2 separate regions of the Homo sapiens genome follow, and region 1 is linked to region 2. Evidence: chromatin loops called from intact Hi-C (ENCODE). Cell type or tissue: heart left ventricle. All regions are shown on one strand. Links, peaks and the distances in the headings refer to the core of each region. The heading gives the core; the rest is flanking DNA. Region 1 holds the start of LOC105376040 (a long non-coding RNA gene). Region 2 has its middle 81 kb from the start of ALDH1B1.

Region 1 (9,398 bases), core at 4,604-7,103, 60 kb before region 2:
CTCTGATCTCTCACTCCGGGAAGCAAGCTGCCATGTGAGTCTGGAGAGGCCCACCTGGCCAGGAATGGAGGCCTCCCTCCAGGCTGCCAGCATCCCCTTGCGTGCACTTGGAAGTGGGTCCTCCAGGCCAGGCAAAGCTTCGGGTGGCTGCAGCCCTGGCTGACAGCTTGATCCAAATCCCACGAGAGACCCTGAGCCAGAACCAGCCAGCTAAGCCACTCCTGGATCCTGATGCTCAGAAATTGTTGTTTAAAGTTGCTAAGTTGGGGACAATCTATTAGGCAGCAATAGGTAGCTATTACAAGAGATACTTTCAGTCTCTTTTCTAGTATTGGTAATTTTTAGTCCCTCCAATGAGGCACTTTGCCAACTTTTCAGTAACTCAGAGCACTTTTTTCCACTTTCCGGAAGTGTGCAGAGATTCATTTTCTCTTTTAAAAATGTTCAGCTTATTTTCAGCCACTGATCTCTGCATTCCCATGTTCTAATATTAAACAAGGCCAAAAGAGGATGACTTAGAATGAACTGATGTCTGAAAATGAAGAATTTGCTGGGACAAGTGATGTGGCTTATCATTGGGCTTCACTGACATTGAGGGTGAGGTGCAGAAGGGACCATGAGGACCCTCTGGGCCAGCAGTACTCAGAGGGTGGTCAGAGATCGCCTCTCAAAATCATGAGGACTTGAGGCTCATCCTCAGACATGCCCACTTGGAATCCAGAGGGGTGGATCTTGGAGTCTGCCTCCTTGACGAGGGGCCCCGGGGATTTTCCCCGGTACCCTGACCCTGACCCTGACCCCGACCCCGACCCCTGCTGCAGGCCCACTCTCCTCTGTTGTTGAAAGGAAGTCTTATCCGCTCAGGCTGCCATAACAACATACCACACACTAGAGAGCTTAAATAACAGAGTCCACAGCTTAAATTTATTTTCTTGCAATTCTAGAGGCTGCAAGTCCAAGATCGAGGTCCAACAGTGTCAGTTTCTGGTGAGGGCTGTCTTCCTCGTTTCCAGATGACTGCCTTCTCCCCTTCTTGCTGTGTCCTCACAAGGTAGGAGAAGGGGTGGTAGAGAGAGAGAGAGAGAGAGAGAGAGAAAGGAGGGGGGTGGGGAGAAAAGAGAGATGGAGCCGCCATCTCATGCATATACATGAGATCCTAAGGTTTGGCATATTTTTCACATGAAAAGCAGGATGGTGAAGTGTATATTCAAAAGAACATTGAATTTCAAGCTTAAAGACCTGGGGTCTCATCTCACTTCTCCACTTAATCTTTTGTGATCCTAACATTTAAAAACCTAATTTTTCTGAGGCTCAATTTCCTGGTCTGTAAATTAGGGATAACAATACTCAACTCTCAGAGTCATGATAAGGACTAAAAGAATGAGAGCCACGGAAGGTGACCAGCACACTCAAGGACATACACAGGCCCCCATCCGTATTGGTTGAGGATGGAGGATGGAGGAGAGAGAATCAGCCCCAGCCTGGGAGCAGTGGGAGCAAAGGCCTGGGGTAGGAAGTGCACGGTAGGGGCGGGGGACTGGGCAGAAGGCGGTGGCTGGAGCTTAGAGCGTGTGAGGGGTCAGCAGCTGTGGGCAGGATCTGCAGGGACTTCGAGGGAGTGATGGGCTCTGCTGTTTATTTGCACGCCCACTCGGCTCCCACCCAGATATGTCCCCCAGACCCCCCACCCTATGCCCAGAGCACTTGTCCTCCTTGCTCTGAGGGGCGCTTGACTGCCTTGGACCCCCTTCCTGTCTCTCCATTTCTCTGCAAGAAAGTGGACCCCTCCTTTGTCTCTTTCCCATCTCTTCTTTGCTGTATGCTAAGGTTAAGCTGGACCAGAACAATCCAGAGACCAATGAGGATGTGAATGGCCAGCCAGAGAGCTGATACCTGTTAAGGCTTTGTCACCCTGTGGCCTCAGCCGTGTTGCTTCTCCTCTCTTGGTGTCAGCTGTTTATTTGCAAAGCCGGGGCTGGACTCGATGAACAGCGCTCAGTCAAAGGCCTTTTGTAGTTGAAATATTCCAGAGGATGCTGTCACTTGGAAATACATTCTCTCAGGTGAGTGAGTAATAAATGCAACTTAAGAGGCAGACAAAATATATTCCAGCAACAAGCCCAAGGGGGTGGGTAAGGAAAAGGTCTCTGAGGGTGAAAAGGATAAGGACTTCTGGGCTGGGAAACCTCCAAGTTCCCATCTCTTTGTGAGAGTCTGTGAGTCTGTTACATTTCAAGTCAGCTTCAGAAAGCACTTTCTAACTAGCAAAATGGTCCCATGATGGAAGGCACCACTTGGGGAGAGAATGAGCCCCCTGTCACCAGCATGTGCAAACAGAAGCCAGATAAACCATTGGCAAGGACACTGTAGGATGGAGGTTGTAAACGGAAATGTGTTCAAAGGCCAGGAATATATTTTGAGAGAGAGAGAAGAGAGGCCACATTCACATAACTTTGATTACTGTATATTGTTAAAATTGTTCTATTTTATTACTAGCTATTGTTGTTAATCTTTTACTGTGCCTAATTTATAAATTAAACTTTATTTTAGGTATTTACATATAGGGAAAACCATAAGCTATGTTGAGTTCGGTACTATTGAGGTTTCAGGCATCCACTAGGGGTCTTGGAATGTATTAACACTTTCATCCTACCTGTTCCTAAATCGGGATTATTTTGTAATCTGATGATTACATGTTTATAGTAATTAGCATGTAATTTTATAGTAAATAACGTGTTTATAGTAATTCTCAGATCATTGGCTCTGACAGGCAAATTTCTTTTTAAAGCTTGATGTTAAATATATTTTAAAGCTATCATAATTTATCGAATTTTTTTGAAAAAGAACAATGGGGAGGATAAGGGGGACTACTATAGATATAAACAACAGAATATTATTCAGCCTTTAAAAAGAGGGCACTCCTGCCGTTTGTGACAGCACGTGTGGACCTGGGGCACATTATGCTAAGTGAAATAAGTCAGGGAGATGATTCTTATTTGTGAATGTAAAGAGCAGCCCATTGCGTGTTTAATATACAAGCCCACTTCATCTGCTTTGGTGGATTCTGCATCACTGAGCCATAAGTATGTTAGTGGTTGGATGTCAAGAGCAGACGATGTTGATGACAACTGGGCAGGTAGCATCTCCAATGTGGAATGCTGAACAAAGGGATGATTCACATCCCAGGTGGGACAGAGCAGGACAGTACAAGATTTCATCACGCAGTTTAAAACTTATGAATTGTTTATTTTTGGAATTTTCTATTTAATACTTTCATACTATGGTTGACTGCAGGGTAACTGAAACTGTAAAAAGTGAAAACGTGGATAAGGGGGCACTGTTGTACCAAAGTTGCTTTATCCATCTAGCCATCACACAGAAAGACAGATCAATACTGCATGATCTCACTCATATGTGGAATCTTAAAAAGGTGAACTCACAGAAACAGAAACTAGAAGGGTGGTTATACCAGCGGTGAGGGGTAGGGGAAATGGGGCAATGTTGGCCGAAAGGTACAAACTTGCAGATGAAAAAGTTCTGGAGACCTAATGTACAGCATGGCTATTATTAACTATACAGTGAATAATATAGGAATGATTCCTTTGTTCAGCATTCCACACTGTAGATGCTATCTGTCCACAAGTCATTGACATCATCTGCAACTATAGTTAATAACTATAACTATATAGTCAACAACTATAGTTCATAATCACTAATAACTACTAATTAATAACTAACTATACAGTTAATAAAATTAGCCATGCCTGGCTAATTTTCATCCTTGTTACTGTACAGAATCCTTAGTGTGACTATACCACAATTAATTCATCCACTCCTGTTGCTGGCCATTTAGGATGTTTCCAGTTTCAGTCTGTTACAAATCATGCTGCCATAAACATTTTTGAACGTCTTTTGATGGCTGTGTGTACGCATTTCTGTTGGGTGCATACCTAGGAGTGGAATTGCTGGGTCACCAGGCACGCATGTGTTCTGCTTATAGTAGAAAATGTCAATCAGCTTTTCAAAGGGGATGTATCCATTTATACCCTGATATCTGTGGATGAGTTGGATGCTCCAAATTTCCCTGTATTTAAATATTAACCACAAATTTTTAAACACCCTTTGCAGGCCAAATAAAATACAGATTTTATCTGTAGCTGCCTGTTTTCAATCTCTCGAGTGGAGAGAATTCAAATGGCAGAGCAGCTGAGAATTAGACAAGAGCGTTTCCAGCATCTCTTTTTGCTGGAGAGCTCAAAATTGGCTCCAGCAAATGGTTCAAGTCTTTTTGATTCCTCCACTCCCACCCAATACTCGCCCCCAAAGCTTGTAAAACAGGCTTCCCCCTCCCTACTTACCTCCCTAGACCGCCGTGAAGATTTACTAATAAATGTCTGCACATCAGCCAGTGAAGAGAAGCAGGGCTGTAAGTAGACAATAATCAGGATACTAATCAGCATCACATCCAAGGGCGTGACTCCATTAAGCCAGCCCTTGCCCCACCACTGACCCCCCTCCATTCAGCTGCTCACGCCACTATTCTGTAAGCAATTTTCAGGCATCTGCTCTGGGCTGGGCCCTCAGTTATAGGCTGGAGACCCAAAGGAGGGCCTGGAAGAGTTCCTGGACTCACCCTCCATGGTACGAAGGAGGAAACTGAGACCCAGGAACAGAAAGGAATCTGCCCAGGTCACAGCACCCTTCAGGCATAGCTAGAGGCTGAAGCCCCTAACTCTAGCTCAGGCTTCTTTCTGTACCTGTGAGGTCCCAGACATTCTCAAAAGGACCCCCCTTTTCCCCTGGCACTGCCTCCCTGCCACTCCCTGTGCCCCCCACTGCCTCTAGTCCCCACCAGTTCCTCCCTTTGCAGCTGCCTTGATGAGAAAGGGATTCTCCCATCCCCTCCCAATTTCCCAGTCCTTTTCTTTCTCCTCAAATCTGTCAGGCTGGCAACCCTATCTGGGTCTCACCGTGCCCACCCTGCCTCTCTGTTTCTGCACTGAGGTCCTCCTGGGTGGAGACTCTTCTGAGGTTCTGGTGTCAGACAGAGCTGGAACTGAATCCTGACCCTGCCTCTCTAACTAGATGTATAACCTTGGGCATGCCAAGGTTAACTTAACCTCTCTGTGCCTCAGTTCTTATATCTGTGAAATGGGGATATCAACAGTACTTATCTCCTAAGGTAGGTATGAAGAATAAATAACATAAAGTGTTTGGAAACCATTAACCTCAAGGCCAGACAGGAGTTTTGAGACGCAGAGTGATGAAGGCACCAGTCTGTGGTCACATAGCATGTCTGTGGAAGAGGCAGGAACTGATCCAGGTCTCCTGGGTCCCAGGTCTAGGCTCCACGCACCACCTTTGAGGGATTTCTGCTGGGCTGCGCAGACCAGTTGGATAGAAGTTTTAAGTCAGGCAGTAATGAGACTAAGCACCAAGAAAGAAGCCCATTTCCAGCCCTGACAAAAGGCTGTTCTCCTTAATGAGAGCCAACCATATACTAGGTGTACACATGCTTTATAGTCATGAACTCTCGTCTTTGCTACAAAGTAGGCAACCACTTTACAGAAGAGAATATTGAGGCTCAGAGAAGTCCACAAGCCCAGTAAGTAGTGGAGCAGAGTGAGAACACAGGTAGGGCATGTGACTTTGCAAGACACTAGGCTGCCACCTGCTGTGAGATTAGGTTGTTCACCTCTGCATAAACCAGTCCTCAGATAATTGCATGGGTGCTGGAGACTGAAGTGGGTATTGAGATCTCCTTTATTAGAACAGGCAATTGCATCTAGGATAGCCCCTGGGTTCTTACAGAATGACCTTTTCGGAAAACCTCTAGCTTCCCTTCCACGCTCTGGCCCCACCACCTTCACCTTTGCCTTTACCTTCACTGTCAGCAGGGGACTTCAGAGAGATGCACTTGCTGTGGTGTTCGGAATCATATTCTTTTTTTTTGTTTTTGTTTTTTGCGAGGGAGTGGGGAAGGTCTTTCTACGTTGCCCAGGCTGGCCTCAAACTCCTGGGCTCAAGCAGTCCTCCTGCCTCAGCCTCCCAAATAGGTGGGGAAATCACATTTCCTGTTGCTGAATCCAGATCGCACTCTGCCTGTTTTCCTCACTGGCTTCTGGGCATTTCCCTTCCTGCTCTTGAGCTCAGTTTCCTCATCTGTACACTGACTCAGTGGATCCTTCAAAGCGACCTTGACTCCCAGGCAGCCACACTTTCCCCAACATTTCTACCTGCTCCAGGCAGGTGAGACTCAGCTGGAGGCCAGAAGGAAAGCAATGGATTAGAATGATTCACACCAGGGAGTGAATGGCTGACCTCCCTACCACTCCCCTCCTTCCTTATCTTAGCCTTAAAATAAAAAACAAACACACACAAACAAAAACACCAGGGCAGTATCCTGGTGGCATCTTATGTGGACTGAAGAAGAGATGGGAACTAATGAGGAAGACAGGTGAGTGTGGGAACAGAAACCTCCACAGCTTGAGACCAAACCTCAGGCTCTGGAATCAGACAGAGCTGAGCTCAAATCAGTTCTGTCACTGACCAGAATTGTGGCCTTGGCAAGTTCTTGCCCTCTCTGAGTCTCAGTTTCCACATCTGTAAAAGAGAATAACAACCCCTGCCTCTGTGACTTGTAATGACTTTTGAACAAGATAACACACATGCAGTGCCCAGCACCGAGCTGTGCTCCTGATGGGTGCAAGGAGGTGTGGAGTCTCCTTCCTTCTTTCCTTGTATCCCACCACAGGATGTAGGCTTCCTCCCACCTCTACCTCCGGATCTGGGTGTATGGGCCATGAGTAGGGTGGTCTGACCCTGCCATCCAGGATGGGAGTGTGGCAGGTGACCTCCCTCCCAGAAGCCCCTCACCCTACATTCTCTGGCTGGGTGCAGATTTTGGAAGCTGAGGGTTGGCTGTGGGACAGGCCTGGCTCCAGACTATGGGGTGCCAGCCGGGGTGGCAGCAGGAAGCAGCTTGCCTCGAGGCAAGTTTGGCTCAGCCCACTGCTTTGTTTAGCTTCATACACTCAACTCCTCGCTTCTATTTGAAAACCTGAGTCTGATGGGATGGCCTGGCAGCTGGTGAGAAATGTGGGGAGCTGCATCTGGGCAGTGGGAGGCCTGACTGCATGTATGTGACAGCCTGGCCCTCTCTCTGCCTGGAATGGCATTCATTCATTCACTCATTCAGCCATCAAATATCTACTAGGTGCCTGCCATCTCCCAGGCTCTGTGATAAATGCTGGGATCCAGCTGCTGGGCAAGACTGACATGGCCCCTGCTCTCCAGGATCTGGGTGTGTTGGCTGGGAAAGGGCCATTACTCAAAGGAAGCACAAGCTGGTGTAAAGTGGTCAGTGCTCTCAGGGGTGGGCATATACTATCATTAAGGTGTGTAATGGGCATTAACCAGGTGGAAGGGAGAGTGACTTTGTTCCGGCCAATCCAGTCATCCAACAATGACTTATATCTATTCCGTGCTGGACCCTGTACTAAGCCCTTGATCGAATTGTCACTCTACTCACCAGAAGCTCCTTGAGGGCTGTGCTGAGGAGTAGTTATTCTCCCCTGGACCTTCCCTGCAAGACCCCAGCTTGATTGTGCAGAAGGGACTCAGATACTGGAACTGGAATTAAAAGCCATGCAGAAAAGCAGAGAATCCTTCTTGGCTGAATAGGGATTTCATGGAGGATCCCAGGTTATCACCGGCATTACTTGGAATGCTGGGGAAATGAGAGACTCAGGATTGAGTCCTGATTCTGCTACTCACAGGCTGTGTGACCTCAGGCAAGCCCTTTCCCTCTCTTGTCTTTAATTTCCCCTCTTATACAAGAAAGGGGTTGAAGCAGGTCAACTCCAGAGTCCAGGTCACAGAGCTCAGGACAAGGTCTAGTACAGAACAGGGGCCTGGGAATGCCTATGTCATTTGTCACAAGGGGCCAGATGCAGCCAGGTTTGGGGATGGGACAAGCAGCACTAATTGGTGTCATTAACACTTTCATCCTACCTGTTCCTAAATTGGGATTATTTTGTAATCTGATGATTACATGTTTATAGTAATTAGCATGTAATTTTATAGTAAATAGTGTGTTTATAGTAATTATCAGATCATTGGGTCTGACAGGCAAATTTCTTTTTAAAGTTTGATGTTAAATATATTTTAAAGTGATCATAATTTATTGATTTTTTTAAAAAGAACAATGATAATATGGCGATAGGTTCTGGGACACATGAGATAGGATTCTAGATCAAAAAGGAAGCAGAGATTTGCTTCCAAAGAATAGAATGTAGAAAAGGAAATAGCAGCTTCACCATGGAGAAACCTGGCAGACTCCACTTTACCCAAGTGATCCAGGTGAGCCTCCCCAGTGATGTCATGTGGCTATCATGTATCCATTGGTATGATGTAGCCAGAGGGCACTTCATCTCTGTTGAGTGTTTTCCATAAACCTTAACCTGTCTAAGCATGAGAAGAACGTTAAACAAACCCAGATTGGGGACATTCTACAAGATCCCCAGTCAGTCCTCCTTAGAACTGTCAAAGTCATGGAAAACAAGGAAAGACTGAGAAACTATCCCAGACCAGAGGGGACCATGGAGACTCATGACAACTAAATACAATATATGCTGGATGGGATACCAGTGCAAAAAGAGGACATTAATGGGAAGACTGGTGAAATCTAAGTAAAGTCTAGACTTTACTTATTAGTAATGTACCAATATCAAATGTCTTTGTTTTGATGTGTATAGCATGATAATGTACAATGTTAACAATGGAGGAAACTGGATAAGGGGTACATGGAAATTCTCGGTACTATATATGTAAATTTCTTGTAAATCTGAAATTATTCCAAAATAAAATGTTTAATTTTTTAAAAAAAGAAACAGAAAAACTTTTGGATACCAAAATTAATAAAGTCATTTGGCAAAAATAGGAAAAGAATGATTAATAAACAAAGTACCTTACTTCTTAGAAAATGCCATAGAAAAACTCATTTCATCCTAGTTGATGGGGTTAAGATTTTTAGTAGTTATAAAATTACTGAGAAAAAATTTTGAAACTAAACCAAAATATGGGGATTTGTGTAAGATGTTGTCTTATAACCTCCATGCCTTGGCTTGGTGTTAAAATCAGAGCTGCAGAAGGTGCAGGAAAACAAGGGTCACTAACTCTGGAAGGGTTCCTAAAAACTTTTTAGAAGAGGGGGCATTTTGAATAGGGTCTTGAAGGATATATAGGAGTTATCAAGCTAACTAGAAAAGATAAGAATAGGAATCCCTGCAATTATATTTAATAATATTTATTGGTTACCTGCTAATTGCTAAGCACTAGACTAGGCCCTGGGACTTTAGCTATAAATTAAACTGAGAAATAGTATCTGCCTTCATGGT
Region 2 (9,398 bases), core at 3,592-6,091:
CACTATTCCGATGGGGTCACGGAAGTCCAGAGAGGAGTAGGGACCTGCTCGTTGACTGGCAGCCTGGTGGTTGGCACTGGACCTGCCAGGTCAGGCGGGGGTTTAGTACTGACCCATCCTCACCATCTGCTCCTTGGAGGCCCCTGGGGGTGCAGATCACAGGGAAATAGGGTGCACATTGATCAGGACATTTTGATTCGCTAAAAAAACAGAATGGCCAGGGAATCTGAGTGCTGGCATCGAGTGTCAGCTCAGGTGCGTAATATCAGTGTTTCAGTCTCCCCATGCTTCATCCCTTTCCCTGTGCCTGTATCTTAGGCTCCAGTCCTGTACGGGAGACACATGCTATCTCCTAGACACAGGACGCTCTTCAATACCACTAAGCCTTCCACTGTGTGGCTCCTGCTGCCTGCACTGCCCTTTTCCGATGCCTACTTGTTTTAAGGTTCTGGCAAAACTCCTGCATGGACCTCTGAGCGTTTCCTTCTGGCTGCACTCCGGCTGCCGCCAGTGGAACTGACCTGCCTCAGCAGCCCCTTACCCTTCTCGAGAGATTCACAGCACCTGGGATACTTGCTTCCTCCTTTTATTCACGTGTCCCTAGAGCCTTTAGTTTGCAAGCCTCTTGGAGTGGCGACCAGGCATACCTCCATATTTGCACACCTGGATGAGGTCTGGCACACACTCAGTCCCGGAATCCAGTTTCAGCTCAGTTGTCTGACATCAGGATCTAGTTTCCTCACTCCTCATCCTCTTGCCTAAATGTGTGTTTGCTACAAGTCTGCTGAATGTGGGCTATACTTAGAATACAAAAAGGGACAAATATTTTCAGTGATATTTATGAAGGCTTTAGAAAGCATCAAATGTATGTGATTATGGAGAACGATATGGAAATAATATAACGAAAACCCTTAGAAATTTACCTTGGTTAAAAATATAATAGAGAAATGATCTTAAAGGCAATTTAACGAGTTTCTGATCTTAACTAAATGGAATGTCTTTTTCACATATTTTAAAATACATCCTATTTATTAAAATTGTAACAACTTTTTAAAAGGTCCAGATGTCTTGAACGATCCTTGAGCATGAATATTTTTGAAATGCATTAAACTTTTTTTTTCATCCAATCTGTGGGATGGAAAAAGAACACCTTTTTTTTTTTTTAATAAAGGGAGAAAGGAAAGAAGGAAGGAGAAGAGAAAGAAAGGAAGAGAGAAAGACAAGTTTGGAGGGAGGGAAGGAAAATGGAGAAGGAAGGAAGAGATGGGAAGGGAAGGAAAGGGAAGGGAGAGAACAAAAGAAGGAGGGGAAAGAGGGAGGAAAAGTCACAATACCCCTTTGGTTTCCTTCATTGTGCTGGTCATACGATGCCATTGGGGTAAATGATGCCACCTCTCTGGGTCTTGGCTCCTTCATCAAAAGCTAGAGTTGGGTGCTGTCGTGAGGGAATGCTGGGAGGGCAGATGATCATTGCATTATTTATATTTCAATTACCTTGGGCCCAGTCTTTGGCTACTGACATTTGAAGCCAAATCTCTTCCTCATTCCAAGCCTCAGTTTCCAAAATGAGGGAGTTGGACCAGATGAGAGGAAGGTCACTTTCTGCTTCCACAATCTGTGGACCAGCCTCTGGCAGGCTGATTGTAAAAAAGCAAAAAGTGCTGCAATAAACATATGTATGCATGTGTCTTTATAGTAGAATGATTTATAATCCTGGATAAAGAAAATGTGGCACATATATACCATGGAATACTATGCAGCCATAAAAAAGAATGAGTTCAGGTCCTTTGCAGGGACATGGATGAAGCTGGAAACCATCATCCTCAGCAAACTAACACAGGAACAGAAAACCAAACACCACATGTTCTCACTCATAAGTGGGAGTTGAACAACGAGAACACATGGATACCGGGAGGGGAACATCACACATCGGGGTCTGTTGGGGGTTAGAGAGCAAGGGGAGGGAGAGCATTAGGACAAATACCTAATGCATATGGGGCTTAAAACCTAGATGATGGCTTGATGGGTGCAGCAAACCACCATGGCACATGTATACCTATGTAACAAACCTGCACATTCAGCACATGTATCCCAGAACTTAAAGTAAAATAAAACTAAAAAAGAAGAAGAAAAAAGATGATGTCAGAGCCAGGAAAGTTCCAGTGCCCAGGTTTGAAAGGAGACATCTCCCTCTTTCTCACGGTTTCCCCACTGTGTAGAGCCAGACAATTCAGCCAGCTGCCGGGGACCTCCAATGAGTCCCTCCACATTTCAGATCCTTTTGTCCTTTGTGCCTGGAAGTCGGTCAGCTCACTCTGACCTTCTGCCTGTCCCTCATCTGTCAGAGCAGCTGTTGGAAAGTGAAGCAGTTGGATCTAGACAACAGGGGAAGAGTTGTTTGCTTTCGTGCTGGGGAACGAAGAAACCCACACAGCTCCTTTTGTGGGTTGTATTAAAATGCATCTGCAGGCGTTATTATTCCTAATTATAAGTAGCTTAATAATGTCTCTGAAGCAGAGGGTATATGGAGATGGCCAGGAGTCTTGAATTCGTATTGTAGCTCAGCTGGAAAAGGGAAGGATGCTTTGGCATAAATACATGGGTGTTCAAATTGATGGCTCAGGGGTCCAGGATTTATAGAGCCAAGCTTTGGGAATGGTTGTGGGTGGCACCCACTTTCACTGTGTCCATGGCTGAGTAACACCCTTGGCCTTTCCACAGGGCGTCTGCTCAGCAACACCTTCCCCGTCCTGGGCATTCAGTTTTGTGAGGCAGTTTTTTATTTTTATTAAAATTTTTTTTTTTTGCAACAGAGTCTCTCTCACTGTTGCAACACTGTCACTCTCTCATGCAGTGGCACAATCTCGGCTCACTGCAGCCTCTGCCTCCCGGGTTCAAGTGATTCTCCTGCCTCAGCCTCCCAAGTAGCTGGCATTACAGGCATGCGCCACCACGCCCAGCTATTTTTTGTATTTTTCATAGAGATGGGGTTTCACCAGGTTGGCAAGGCTGGTCTCAAACTCCTGACCTCCAGTGATCTGCCTGCCTCAGCCTCTCAGAGTGCTGAGATTACAGGTGTGAGCCACTGCACCCGGCCTTGTTAGGCAGTCTAGACAGAGCATAATAAGTGGCACTGTGACAAGCAGAGGGACATTGAACAAAGCCATGCTAAGGGGAGACATCACAAGACCAGCTCGGTGTGTAAATGCAAGCAGGACTCAGTGAGTTTTCTATTTGTGTCCAGGAGGTGAGGGGACCAAATGCCTCAGAGGCTGGCATTTGAGACCCATAACCTCTCCGGTGGCAGATGGGACACTGATGCTTGAGCTGTGACCTTCCTGGGTTCCCACAGCTGGGCAGAGCAAAGTGAGGTAGAAGCCCAGGGTTCGGCCTGGCCCATTCCTCTCCGTTTTCCACCATGGGGCCTCCCAGGGTTTCCTCTTCAAGCCTCAAGGCAGGCCAGGGCTGGAAGTAGCACAGAGCTGATGAAGGGGAGGCAGTGCCATGCTGTCTGCAGAAGTCTAGAACCTTGGGCCATTAAGGAGGTGCTAAGGCATAAAGAGACTCCTTGAGCCAAGAAATAGACCAAGAAGATGCTTGCCATGGGTAGGGGGATGCCACGTATCTAGGGTCAGATGTACATTTGACGTGATTTCTGCAGTTCACCGTTTGGCAAATGCTGACATTAGTGAGGCACACAGGGCCCAACAGAAAACGGAGCCGTGACCTGGGAGGCGGGGAGCTGGGTGTGTGGTGTGGTTCTCTCTCTGCCTCCCAGCCCCTGCTGGTTCAGTGCTGAGCACCTATGATGATGCCAGGTGCTACACAAGTGGCTTTCATCTGCTTCACTCATTCTGTCCTTGTGCTGTGTGCTTCCTGCTCCCTGGTAACCCCAAGACTGACTCAGGATAGAAGCGACAGGGAGGGGACTCCTGGAGAAAGCCCCCAAGGTGCTGTGGGCAGAAGCAGGGTCCTTCTTACTCTCTGAGTGTCCGTGTTGACAGTGCTGAGCAAAGTGCAGTGGGTGGTATGAGGCCAGGCTGCCCTTTGTACACCCACCAATAGCGTCAGCAGGGAAGTCAACATGCTACCGTGAGAGCTGTTGAGACCAGAATGCAAAGATGCACGAGGAATAGAATGAGTGCAGAACTGAGAGACATCACGAGCAGGCAGGAGAGCAGCCCTCTGCCCAGCCCACTCTAGGGGTCCAGCCCTCTGATGGAGCCGCCGGCTGTGACTCTGGCTCTCTCGTGGTGGGCCCTCTCCTGAAGCCGCATCCCACAGACAGCTTGGCCACTCCCTTGCTCCTTTCCCAGGGGTGGTGAGCAGCCCAGAGTCCTGCCCAGCACTGCAAAGGAGGAAGAAACCTCAGCCAATGGAAGCCGAGGGGAGCTGCCAGGAGCTGTCCTGAAGGGAACTGAGCAGAGGCTGCTGGCTGAGCCACTCTGGAGGGGGCTGCTGGAGTCTCCCAGAAGCTAAGGCTGCTCACAGGAGCCAGGGACTCTCATATTTGCCCTGTCGGTGCCATTGAGCAGAAGAGGAAGACAGGGATGTATCAGAGGGCTCCAGAACCTGCCGTGGGAGCCCAGGCTGGCCATGTGAGGAAAGCTTCTGGTGGGCATGAGTCTCATTTTGAAGCTGGTCTCTGGAATCCAAGCTTCTGGAGGGTCCCAGGTGCAGGGTCCCCTGAAAAGCCCCAGGGTCCTGGTAGGAGCCTGGCTGCACCCACCATTCTGTTGTATAATTGGGAGCAATGGAGGCAAAGAGGATGCCATGACTCACCAGGAATCCACAGGGGCAGAGCCGATCAAGGAAATCCCATGGATCCGGAGACACGGAGAAACCTGTGTCTCTATGTGGTGAGCCACGGCGTGGAGGCCTCAGCTAGGCAGGGGCAGCACCCAAGCTGGAGCTGGGAGGGAGGGGACACACTTGAGTGAGTCAGTTCCTTAAAATAGATCTCTCTCCCTCTACACACACACACACACACACACACACACACACACACACGCACACTGACTCTGTTTCTCAGGAGAAGCCTGACTAACACACATAGTGAAGAGGCAACCAAAGGTGGCAGAGTGGAAGCTACTATGGAATTTTGGAACAAGAGATAGCAGACAATGACATGTAAATTCCCCACCTCCACCCCAGATGCAAAAATCCTAAGCAGCACAGCTCTCCCTGGCTCTCTGGGGGATTGGTTCCAGGACCTGCTCACAAATCCCAAAATTCACAGACACTCAAGCCCCTGATATCAAAAGGCGTAGTATTTGCATATAACCTGTACACATCCTCCCCTATACTTTAAATCTTCTCTAGATTATTTTAAAAACCTAATACAATGTAAATGAGATGTAAATAGTTGTTATACGGTATTGTTTAGGGAATTATGACTGTATAAAAAAAAGTCTGTATGTGTTCAGTATAGACACAACCATTCTTTGGATTCAGAGAGATGACTGTATTTAGGAAGAGACTGAATTTCTTATCAAAGCCAGGCTAGGGGTGTATCAAGCAGATTCAACGCAGGGAACACAAATCCCACTGGCTCCTTAGGCAGGAAAGGATTTAACCAGGGCATGGGTGCTTACCCAGTCATTGGGAGGGTTAAAGGACTTGGCTCCAGGAAGAACTCTCAGGACTGCACAAAACTGACCACTGGGGTTGCTAATGCCTCTGAGAACCCACTGGGGCTCTGCTTGAATACAAAAGCTAAAACTTCCACTGTTGCAGCTGCTGCTGCAAAAGGCTCTGGGTACCAGCAAGCTGGAAAATGGACAGGGAACCCTGCTGCAGGGAAACTGTGTTTCTGTGGCCTTGCTTGCTGGAAGAACAGCAAGCAGGGGTCAGGAAAGTGGGGCTTCTGCACTTCTGATTTGCAAAACTCATACGAGTGTACCCAATGGATGGTACTTACTTCCCATCCATGATTCTCACCACAGGGCATCTGGGAAATGTCATCTTAAGCTGCCCAGCCTCTCCAACCAGAAGGAGGGTGGACTGGAGCAATCCAGTTCACAGGACTGTCCAGGGAACTGGACTCTGAAGACTGTGGGGGCCTATAGGAGTGCATGCAAACAGGAAAGCGAGGCTCACACAGACAACAGCAATCAGCCACAGGGTGAGCAGCCATGCCTCAACCACGCCTGCCTTCCTAGATGCAGGGGATAAAAGAGCACAGCTGCTTGGAGCAAGAAAGGGTTTGTTGCTCTCCATGTGGAAGGTAGAGAGCATTTAGCAGGAGATGGGAATTTCGGTCCAAATGCAGTTGAGATCATATCTTGGCTTTGTTCCCCACAAACGCACAGTTATTTGTATTTCAGCATAAAATTCAAACTCCCAGAACCTGATTAACAAAGGCAGTGCACCACGCATTCCCCCAGAGGCCAGCCAGATGGAAAGCCCAGCGGAATTCCACTTTGAAGTATTCTGTGTTATCTGACTCATTTGCAAAAGAAATGAGCTTTATGGGATGTTCGAATGTTTCCAGACATAACCAGTTGCCCCCAAGCGAGAATAAAGTTATACTCTCTCCTTCACCTTGTGCACATGCAGGCGGGCACGGATGTACACAGCACAGTTAGAATCAAAATATGCCTCCCTTGCCAGGCTCCCCAGGGGGCTGGCAGAAGAGGGAATAAAAATAAAAATGCCTTGGATGAAGTGATGATGGATTTGTTTCTCCCCCACTTTGACAGTGGAATCAGAACAACTGTATGGCTAGTCTAACAAATAGCACATGCCTTTGTCATTAGGAAAATGCAAAATAGGTTTCTAGGTATGGTCAGTCATACAGCCTCTAAAGCTCTGTGGTATCAGGAAAAGCACAGATAGATTTGGGTTCAAATCTCAGCCCTGCTGATTCCCAGCCATATGACCCTAGAAAAGTAGCTTCTGCTCTCTGAGCCTCAGTTTCTTTTTCTGTAAAATAAGCATTAAAAAATATTGATCTCATGCTGTGGTTATGAGAAGAGCGTGAAAGGGCCTTGGAAACCACAAAGGGCTGTGCGTACCTCAAAATTCCTCCCTCTACACACCTAGTGATCCCGCCACCCCTAGGCCACTCCTTTCCCTGAATCCAGTGAGCAATTTCCCACCCCTGTGCCTTTGATCATGCTGTTCCCTCTGTTTAGAAGCCTTCTCCTGCCTATTTCCCCACATCCTTGCCAACATCTGCTGTTAACCTCTTTTTTGGTGGGGGTGCTGGAGTGGACATTCCCCATGCCAATTCAGAAGGTGGAAATTGTGTAGAGGCTTGGCTGTGTTCACTTCTCAGTAACTCAGCATCTCAAGGAACCTGGAACATTAGAATTAAAAGAGTCTGCAGGGACCATCCAGTCCAACCACTCTTTAATGGGATAGGAAAATGGAAGCAGAGAGGGGCCAAGGTGTATGCCCACCTGTGCCAGGCACATCAGCCGGGTGGGTTGAGGGGCCCTGCAACACCTATGCCACGTGACAGTGCCTTGTTGGCCAAATTTCTGGGTCTTTTCTGTTTTTCCCCATTGTATTTGTCAGGGTTCCCCAGAGAAACAGAAACAAGGAGAAATATCTAATCTATATCTATCATCTATCGATCTATCGATCTATCTATCATCTATCTATCTATCTATCTATCTATCTATCTATCTATCTAATCTATCATATATCTATCTAATGAGAGAGAGAGAGAAAGACAGACTGAGTTATTGTGAGAAATTTTCTCATGGAATTATGGAGACTAGCAGGTCTAAAATCTGCAAAGCCAATGTCCTGTCCTATTTTGAAGGCCCTTAGGCAGGAGACTTTTCTCTTACTTGGATCAGCCTTTGTTTCAGGCCTTTGATTCTAGCCTTCAACTGATGGGATGAAGTCCAGCCCATTATGGAGGACAATCTGCTTTACTCATTTTACTAAGTTAAATGTTCATCTCATCCAAACCCCACCCCTGACCTTACAGAAACACCCAGAATAATGTAGAACCAACTATCTGGCCCAGCCAAGCTGACACATACAATTAACCATCACGTGAAGGTTGAAATGAAAGTTGAAAACCCTCAGGACTTAAGTAAGCAGGAGTGTGTCTATGAGATGCATATTTAAAACACAAAGAACAGGTACACAAAGGTGATAGGTGTGGTTTGGACATTTTAAAAAATTCAAATATTTCTAAATGACATTTCCAGTTTTAAATGGCAATTGATAGTACCCTCCTCCACCCCAACTACAAATTTTCACTAATGGAACCATGAAGCCACAGCATTGCTTGCAGGCATACAGATGACTCAGGTGGACAGAAAACTTTCTGCTTAAATCTGAGAGGACACTCCACTAATGATAAGACAGGTGAAGAAGATTGAAATACCTTCTGGTGTTCACCTCCTGAAACACAGAATTACTTAAAGCAGATAGGAGGCTCCTGCATACCTCCTCCACCATCTGACCCTGGACAAACCTAGAGTCAAGATCAGTGAGGGCACCTTCAGTGTCCACCTTCAGCCCCTAAATACCATCTTCCTACTTAATCCCTGCCCAGGATCTCAAGGAAAATAGCTGTATAAATCTCAGGGGAGTTTAAAACAACAATAACAGGCCATTCGCACCTGCCAGATTGCGGGGAAAGCCTGGCAACACTAAACACTGGGAAGGAGATGACTGGGAGGCAGGTTCACTAACAATTAGCCCCAAGGGAGGCCTCCCACTGCATGGAGGGCAGCAGAGACCATCACTGCACCAACCACCAGGAACAGGAGTCCAAGCACTCCTCCCACTGCATCTTGGACTGCAGTGTTACCAACACCCGAGTCCGGTGAAACAGAACACACTCACGTGCAACAAGTTTATTACTTACAGGTAGGCAGCAAGGGACAAGAGAAACCTAGGATTCATTGTAAGCTGGTACCCCAAGGCTCAAGATAACTGCATGGGGTAGATAGGGTCTTGCCTGCACGTTTCCCACTTTGCATAAAACCTGAGAGACCCCGAAAGGCAGCCCACTCTGGGTTATAGACCTCAGGGGCAACAGGACTCACTGGGCAAAGCTTTGATGGACATCCTGCTTCCAGGGGAGAGAGGAACAGAGCCCGGACTGTCCCAGGCAGTTCCTCCCTAACTCAAGATATTACATTCCCTAGGAGGGATAGGAACAAGGCCCAGGCTGCTCCTGGCCTCCTCTCTATCTCAGGATATTGCATTCCCAGCACATTCTACAGTTATGCTTGAGAATTACAAGCAAAAAGAGGAAGGAATTGCGTTGGTCCAAGGCGACCCAGAGAACTGTCCTGCAATGACCTCACTTTAACTTTCACACCTCAAAGGATCATGGTAAATTTTGCATCATCTTCCATGACTTCTCAACCATATTCGACACCACTAAACATTCCCTTTTCTAAAGACTTTCTTCCCTTGACCTCCAG

What was found. Peaks named below come from ENCODE experiments on the same cell type or tissue, not always from the same donor. Only the 100,000 strongest peaks of a DNase experiment are listed, where the experiment ranks them.
Region 1: it touches region 2 in a loop (5-fold over the local background); 6 of 110 quality-filtered maps call a loop at or near these places.

Annotation. Positions count from the first base shown.
Region 1 is chr9:38,367,938-38,377,335 of GRCh38, reverse strand. LOC107987065 (a long non-coding RNA gene) reads right to left here. Exons shown (of 3, transcript XR_001746670.2): 2 at 4,359-4,424. It overlaps LOC105376040 (a long non-coding RNA gene), which reads left to right and starts at 967. Exons shown (of 4, transcript XR_929605.1): 1 at 967-1,051; 2 at 1,828-2,063. RefSeq lists a silencer at 5,530-5,824. In heart left ventricle, for the core only: a CTCF peak has its summit at 5,675 (motif pointing left); no DNase peak of the experiment used is centred there.
Region 2 is chr9:38,306,538-38,315,935 of GRCh38, reverse strand. No RefSeq gene overlaps it. Among named protein-coding and RNA genes, the nearest start is that of ALDH1B1, 81 kb to the left of the region's middle. RefSeq lists an enhancer at 4,463-5,021. In heart left ventricle, for the core only: no CTCF peak of the experiment used is centred there; a DNase peak (open chromatin) is centred at 4,881; H3K4me3 peaks cover 794 bases; H3K27ac peaks cover 390 bases.